Linked DNA regions of Mus musculus: regions 2 and 3 are each linked to region 1. The links are chromatin loops, found by intact Hi-C in ENCODE. Cell type or tissue: left cerebral cortex. All regions are shown on one strand.

Region 1 (2,500 bases):
GTGGGCGGCCTCTTTGTGCTGACTGCAGCTGTGCTCTAAGTTGCTGCTGCATTTGCTGCAGCTGAGGAGCTCCGTGGTTGTGTGTTAAATGTCAGCAGCCTGCTAAGAAAGATTCTGTTTAGTCTAAACTTTATCTTAATGACTAGTTTTCAATAAAATTGAAAGGATGTCAGTCACTTCCACAATTAGCTAAGATTGATTTGTTTCAAAATTAAGCATATTGTCAGGTCATCTTGTGCAAGTTTGTGTGCGGGATGAGAGGAAACTTAGATTCGCACTTGAAGGGTTTTTTGGAATGGCCTTTCTTCTACCAGTTATTTCTCCTATTGACTGTTAATTTATCAACCCTTCTTTGAAAAAAAAAAAGTGAGAAGAAAAGAGGCCACAGCACTATCACATCTCTATATGTGAGCTCCTTAAACCATATGGTGATTTCTAATTAGAATACAAAAGACTGGGTGGTAAGACTCACTCCATAGCCTGGGCAATGAGGGCCTCACAGAAGGAGGGGGCGGGGGTGGGATTCCAACAAGGACATTTTTGAGAGAAACTGGAGTCTATTCTTGTCCTTATCCTGACAGAAGTCTGTCCTGAATGTGTTCAGACGCATAGAAGTCTGATAAAGTTTCTGAGGTGCTGATTAAGTTGGTGTTTGGAAGCTAGTGATCTCATCCTGAGAGCTCGATCCTCTCAGCCGGTGGCTTGACTTGGTTTTTCTCATTCTCAAAACACCCTCAATCTTTAATTCCACGTGTACCCTCTCAATGGCGATTTCAAAGGATACTTGCTGGATGCTTGACTGCCTTGCCTATTTGCTCTTGTTTTGCATGCAAGAGAGAGCCAGAAGCTTTCTTCTCATTGTGTACACATAGTATTAATGGATTTACTCCGCCTGTATTGTCTCATTACTGGAAACATCTAGAAGCTCAGAAGTCTTTCAATGTATGCAAATAAGGCAGGATCATCTACCTGAGAGTTAATATTCACTGCTTTTAAGTGTATTCTAAATCTAATGTTTGTATTTAGAGCATAACATCCTGTTCTCCTTTTTTTATGGGCAAAAAGCTAAGCAGGCTCAGGCAGCTGTTTGATGTTGGCTTCAAGTGTTATTAATTTCATATTCTATTATTCTTTTCACTGTAGCACAAGTGAGGCTGATGTGGAGGCCGTCGTGGATAAGTTGTTTGATGAGCTGGCTCAGAAACAAAATGATTGTACGTAAGTTAATTTCTCTTGAAAGAGAATACATTTAGAACACAATGCCCAATCTCCACTGACCAATTAATAAGTTCCATTGCTGTATACGGGTTGATGCCACACTCAAGTGGCCGTCATTGTATCAGCATTTTCTCTAATTTATGTGTTGAATCATGTGCTATTATTCATCAAGCTATGCATTTCCTATCTGTAAGAGATGAATTTTATAGTAATTATCCAGACAAGATTGAGTCTTTGTTCATGTTCCCATAGTAACTAGCCCAAGGATTCTGAAAGTGCAAGGCAGAGAGCTGCGGCTGAATAAAGCCTGTGGAAGCGTTGCCGACTGCACATTTGAAGAGCTGTGTGAGAGAGTAAGTATCCAGGCCTGGCCAGACTCACTGGCCTTTTCACATGTTAAAATACTTCATGTTTTCCCCTCAGCCAGCTTCAGATTTTAAAACGCCATTCACAGAGTCAGAACGGAGGAAGAAATCTCCCTAAGGGACATTTTTCATCCATTTACCGAGCAATGTTTGTAGGTTCTGGCACAAAATCTGCTCTTTGAAGGGCTTTCAGGAAAAAAAAAATCAGAAATGCAGAGACAACTGTCAACTGTTGCTGGAAGCAGAAGCAAAATCAGTGTCATATATGGCTCTATTGTGAAAGTCACATGTGAGGGGAGTAAGGAAAACTGAGGTGTAAGGGATGGCAAGATGGCACAGTGGGTAAGGACACTTGCAGCCAAGTCTGGCCATCTGAGCTCTGTTCTCCATGGTCCCACATGGTGGAAGAAGAGAGAGCAACTCCCACAGGTTGCCTTCCAGCCTGAGCATGGATGCATGGAATAAATGGTAAATGGAAAAAAATTTTTTTACAAGGAGAAAAAAAATGAGGTGAGATTAGTGGGGATGAGAAGCAAGATAAGCAATTTTACTGTGATCTCAGGAGACGCGGGTAAAGAGCTGCATATTTCAGATTCATTGTTCAGCTGCCATGCTGTCTGAGCTGCTGGCCAGGTGAAAGAACATCAATTTAAAAAAAAACTATGACACTGGTATTATAATAGAAGTAGTTTATCTCACAGATGGAATATTTGCACACACACACACACACCCATATCAGAACATCTTTGACCACAAATCCTCTGTAAATATGAAGTCTTTTCAAAGTGTGGGGGTCTCAGTGCTCAGTAGAATACTCGATGTGATTATCCTGTGTAAATCCTGAGGCGCTCGAGTAACTTTCCACAGAGTTCCTCAATCGAGCATCCTCCCAGGCCCTGATTCCTGGCTTTAGCTAG
Region 2 (2,500 bases), 240 kb before region 1:
AGAACATTCCAATTTTGTTTGGGGGACAACTGTGTGAGTTTGGGAGTATTTTTCACAAGTTTTGGTGTCTGTAAATGAGTCAGCAGGCACTGCAGGAGGAGTCGAGAGTTGTTTGGAATCCAGAGCAGCCAAGTCCTTCTACCTTCCAGACTGGGCACCTGAAACATCCCTAGTTCTCTTCCTGTCCACAAATCCTTAAACTTCTCCCTGAAGACAAGTCCGTGTTTAGTTCCCACCACCACTTGCCCACATCTTTGCCCACGGCAAATTAGTTCCACTTGAAGTCCTTTGTCCTTGACCAAGCACCCCCCTTCTGCCTCCACATCGCGATGGTGGTGTCTGCCACAGCAGCATCAATTGGATCTCTGGCAAGAGTTAGACCCGAGGACCAAAAGCCGAGCCTGGCACCCTGTCTCTAAAACCCTAGCCGGAAATGCCTCTCCTCTCTTTGCACTGAGTTCGAGTTTGAGCTGTGCCGCGAGCAGGGCTCGCTGGCAGCCCAAGTTGACTGTCAAAAAAAAAATGTTAATTTTCCCTCCTTGTCATCTAAAAATCCCCAGCTTACCCTATACTCGCCCTTGTTTGAAAGACCATAAAGGAGAGGTGGTATGGGACACGATCACCCGCCTCTCGGTTGTTCCAAGTGGCCTGGCCCTAAGCCTGGTAGTTGCTGTGTGTGCTGCTCTTGGTTCCTTGCCTCCCAGGCTCGGGCAATCCGGGAAAAGTTGCTTTCACGTGCTGAGGCCTGAGACAGGAGCATACAGCCCTTTCGAGTTGGGACCCGGTCCTTGGATCTGCAGGGCCAGGCAGTCACACGGGAGACTCCAACAGGCACTGCGGCCAGGTGAGGAGGGAGCTGCGGGAAGGGTGGGCTAGCGACCAGGAGGAGCGCTGTCCACAGCTCGCCAGCCCCCAGCCTCCAATTCGGTCTGGAGAGCTGGAGGCGCGACCTCTGACCCCCGGCCGGGCCCACGCCCCGAGGAGAGGCTGGCAAGCTCTTGTTCGACAAGTTCAAGCGGCGGAGGGAGCTTAAATAGAATTAATCTCTTAGAGATCGGAGATCAAGGCTCCCTCGGCGCGCGCTGTCCCCGCGCCGCGCCACGACCAAGATGCCAGAGAGCTCTAGGATTTCGGGTAGGCGACCCGGCTGGGGAGGAAGGTGGCGGAGCTCTCCAGAGTCCCCAGGCCTGCAGGGGTAAGCCAGCGACGCCCGCTGGGGACCAACCGCAGGAGGGAAGGCTTTGAGGCTTTGCCTCTCAGCTGCTCAGTACACGCAATGGAGGCGAGAGGGACGCCGCCAGCTCCGGGTTGGCCGGTTTTGTTTGCAAGAAGCTGGCGAAGCCCTCCCCGCGGCGGTGCCCAAAGCCGTCACGCCGAGGCCGAGGGACCGCAAGATCCCAGCCCAGTCCCCAAGACCGCGCACCGCGACCTCAGCTCTGGCTTTCCATAGATAGTTGCAAAATGAATAAATTACTCACCTCGGGCCAGATCCAAGTTTTACCCAACAGAAGGGGCGCGAGACCAACAATGAACCAACTCACATGGCCATGTCCGGGCGCACACAATCATACACAGACACAGCTACCCAATATCTTCCACGAATCTATCTGTCTGGCATTCTGGAGAGAGGGGAAAAGCGTTTTGAGAGAGCCCCACCACCCCTCCCCTCCTCCCTTCCCGTGAAATATAAAAATTCATATTTTTTTTATTACAAGAGCGGCTCCGTCCTCACCATCACGCACGCACGGAGCCGCTTGCCCGTATTCACTCTCAACTCGTCAGCTCCGAGAGCGCTTGCATTTTCTTTGGAAGCCGCTTGGAGGTTCATTAATATCATTAGCATTTAACCCCCTCCCTCTTCCCATCTCCTCCCCGCACATGGCTGACGTCAGACCCCGCCAGGAGTTGGGGGAAAAGCTAAGTGGGCCAGGGACGCCCTATTCCCCTCCCCGCGGCTGCCTGTCAGAGCGCTACTGGAGATATTACCAGAGACCCGGCCCGCAGCGACAGGCACAAAGTCACAGGGTAATGAACTTCGGGGACCCTTCGCCGCTGCGTGCGCGGCTGTCCCCGGAAACTCGGATCTGGCCACCTCTCCCCTTGGAAGATCTCCCAGCAATCTAGTTTCCCCTCTCGGCGCCGGGGCTCCGGCAGCGAGGAGCTTAATCTGCCTCTGAGACTGCGGCTGTGATTTTCGCCTTTCCACAGAAGATCTGCAGTCTGCAGAGAGCTGCCCACTCTGCACGCCTGTGTGGAGGGAGAGATTGGAAGCAGTACCAAGCATGGGGAACGAGGGGAAGTTCGCCTTCGTTGCTCCGTAGGAAGACCATTTCCGTGTCTCCATCTCTGTCCTTCCATATTCCCCTCGCGCTGTCCTCCCTCTTCAGCCTGCCTGTCCATCTCTCCATCTGTCTGTTCAAGACTGTGTCCACATCAAGCCGCATCCCCAGCAGCTGCAGTTTTGCTAGAGCCGGGAAAGAAACTTAAGGATGCTTACATT
Region 3 (2,500 bases), 160 kb before region 1:
CCAAAATTCTCATGGTTACTATTTAATATTTAATTTTTAGCAATGAATTAATTTAATAAGTTTTTTTTTCAAATGTGGAAAAACCCTTCCATCCTGCTCTACAGAGTAAAAAAAGCAGTACTTTCATTTAGTGTCCCTCGAATCATCTAAATTACTTACTGCCAAAACCCCATTAGTTATGGGATTCTAAGAGTACGTTTCTACTTCACCCTATTCCTTTTTTCAGTTGAAGTGAAAAAGCTAAAGCCAGACACTTAGATGAGTAGGGTTCCCTAGTCCCGGGCAGTTGCTTTTTTGGACACTGAGGAAGATGACATTCCACACACCTAGGCCTTCAGCAGGACAGCCAAGCATGCTAAGGTCAACCATTTCTCATCGCTGCTAACCGCTTGGTTGAGCCCTACCACAAAAATCTGACGCGCTCCCGTGAACTCGCCATCAAGTTCTGCTCACAGACGTGTACGGCCCAGGATACTCTTACTGTAGCTTGAGACAGGCCTGGAAAGAGCAGCTAAGCTTGGCTTCACTACGTCTTGGTAAGCGTCCAGGAAAAAAAAAAAAAAGAGACAGGGAGGGAGAGAGGGCTTCAACTTTGCGCACACACGCCCCCCTCCCCCTTTCTTCCTCAGTCACACCTAGCTCTCTTTTCGGAGAACAGTGTTCTCGAAAGATCTACCTCTTCAACTCAAATGTCAAGCCCAGATCAGCTGCCTGAGATCTCGGCTAGCAGAGCTCAACCCACGCCCTCGTCTTCCAGCACCTTCTACCGGAGCCAGCGAGCTGGTCCCCATACAAACTGTCCACGGAGAGCGAGCGAAACCCTGGCTCACGCCTCCGCCCGCAGACAAGCTGCCTCGCAGGGGCGTCTGGCCTGGGCGGCCGCTGAGACCTCAAGGCCCCGCGCCGGGGTCCGGCGGGACTTGGCGGCCCCGGAGCGAGGGATGCGGGAGAGGGGCGGACGCCTCACCTTGACCCTGATCTCGTAGGTGGTGAAGCGGCCCCGGCCGACCCCCACGGTCTGCGGGTTGCTCACGTCGATCTCGAGGAAGTTGCTGGGCGGCCCGTAGGCGTCATTCAGATTCTGCGGCTTGGTGATGAGCCGCCGGGTGTCCGCTACCGTCTCCGCCATTTCGCTGTCGCCGCGGCAGCCGCGGGCTTCTCTCCACCGCCTTCCGCCAACGCCACCGCCGCCCGCCGCGGGGACTCCCGGCTCGCGCGCAGCGAACGGAGACGAACGAGCACGTAGGACGGGTGGGCGTTCGTTCCGCGCGAAGCTCCGCCCCAGGCTGCTCGGGCTTCCGCCCTCTGCCCAGGGAGAAACAGCTGACTGGCCTGAACGCCGCGCCCGGTTCGCAGGCCCCGCGGCGGCCCCGAGGGACACTGCGGGGTGGGGCTGAGGCGCGGCGGCGTCACGGGACTGTGGGCGCCAAGGATATGGGGAGACTACAATAACCACAATGCCTCGGGCGAGCGCGCCGCCGCCGAGTGACGCGCAGGCGTAGTAGGGGAGCTCTGGGGAGGAGGTGTGGGTTTCCGGCTTTTCTGACCCAGCTTCTCTGCGGGGAGGGACTCCGGAAACGATTTTAGCTGTTCTGGCGCAGTGAAGGCAGTCGTTGGGACGGCAGGGAGGAGACAAAACTGCCTATGCTGTAAGACAGCCAATCCAGTGCATCACTGTGATCCCTGGAAATTCATTTCTAGAAACCTTTAATAAACGTCTCAAATGAATCAGTACACATCTGTAATCCTGACCTTTGGCAAATGGAGAGCGGAGAATCAGGAGCTCGAGGCCAGCCTGGGCTACATGAGACCTTATCTTTAAAAACCAAGGGAGAGCCGGGCGGTGGTGGCGCAGGCCTTTAATCCCAGCACTTGGGAGGCAGAGGCAGGCGGGTTTCTGAGTTCGAGGCCAGCCTGGTCTACAAAGTGAGTTCCAGGACAGCCAGGGCTATACAGAGAAACCCTGTCTTGAAAAAAACACAAAACAAAACCAAAACAAAACAAAAGGCTTTTTAGCCAGGCGTGGTGGAGGCAGAGGCAGGCGGGATTTCTGAGTTCTAGGCCACTGGTCTACAGAGTGAGTTGACAGCCAGGGCTACACAGTAGCCCTCAAAAAACAAACAAAAAATGATGATGTAACTCAGTTGGTAGATTGATTGCCTAGGATTCATAAAGTCCTGGGTCCAGTCCCCAAGAAGGACATTAATCCCGGCATAATGTAATGCCAGCACTCAGAAGGCTGAGACTCAGAAGTTTCAAGGTCACCCTGTTCTACACTGATAGATTCGAAGCAGTAAATAAGGGAGTGGAATTTTTTAAACCTGATAAGCTCAAACTAAGGTCAAACAGTGCCTAAAGACTGGTCTGGCCCCTGAAATAAGAAAGCAAAATAAGAAAGACAAGATGAAGGCCGGGAACCCTGTCTGGGTAAGCGGCCACTCTTGTTTCCCACAAATCCTGGTAAATGTGTTTTGTTTTTAAGCGGTAAATCTCAAATTGT

The links. Hi-C counts contacts between places; a loop is a spot of excess contacts. Peaks named below come from ENCODE experiments on the same cell type or tissue, not always from the same donor. Only the 100,000 strongest peaks of a DNase experiment are listed, where the experiment ranks them.
Region 2: it touches region 1 in a loop (2.3-fold over the local background); 2 of 42 quality-filtered maps call a loop at or near these places.
Region 3: it touches region 1 in a loop (3-fold over the local background); 2 of 42 quality-filtered maps call a loop at or near these places.

Annotation. Positions count from the first base shown.
Region 1 is chr10:42,338,896-42,341,395 of GRCm38, reverse strand. Afg1l (AFG1 like ATPase) reads left to right here. Exons shown (of 13, transcript NM_145743.2): 9 at 1,144-1,214; 10 at 1,471-1,571. Among named protein-coding and RNA genes, the nearest start is that of Foxo3, 63 kb to the right of the region's middle. In left cerebral cortex, no CTCF peak of the experiment used is centred here; a DNase peak (open chromatin) is centred at 1,523; H3K27ac peaks cover 328 bases.
Region 2 is chr10:42,583,099-42,585,598 of GRCm38, reverse strand. It overlaps Nr2e1 (nuclear receptor subfamily 2, group E, member 1), which reads left to right and starts at 2,009. Exons shown (of 9, transcript NM_152229.3): 1 at 2,009-2,500. It overlaps Gm38491 (predicted gene, 38491), which reads right to left and starts at 1,807. Exons shown (of 2, transcript NR_169130.1): 1 at 1,733-1,807; 2 at 1-1,619. In left cerebral cortex, a CTCF peak has its summit at 1,804; DNase peaks (open chromatin) are centred at 1,326, 1,948, 2,169 and 2,424; H3K4me3 peaks cover 1,885 bases; H3K27ac peaks cover 823 bases.
Region 3 is chr10:42,500,960-42,503,459 of GRCm38, reverse strand. Snx3 (sorting nexin 3) reads right to left here and starts at 1,406. Exons shown (of 4, transcript NM_017472.4): 1 at 968-1,406. The coding sequence starts at 1,129. In left cerebral cortex, no CTCF peak of the experiment used is centred here; DNase peaks (open chromatin) are centred at 801 and 1,435; H3K4me3 peaks cover 1,898 bases; H3K27ac peaks cover 1,928 bases.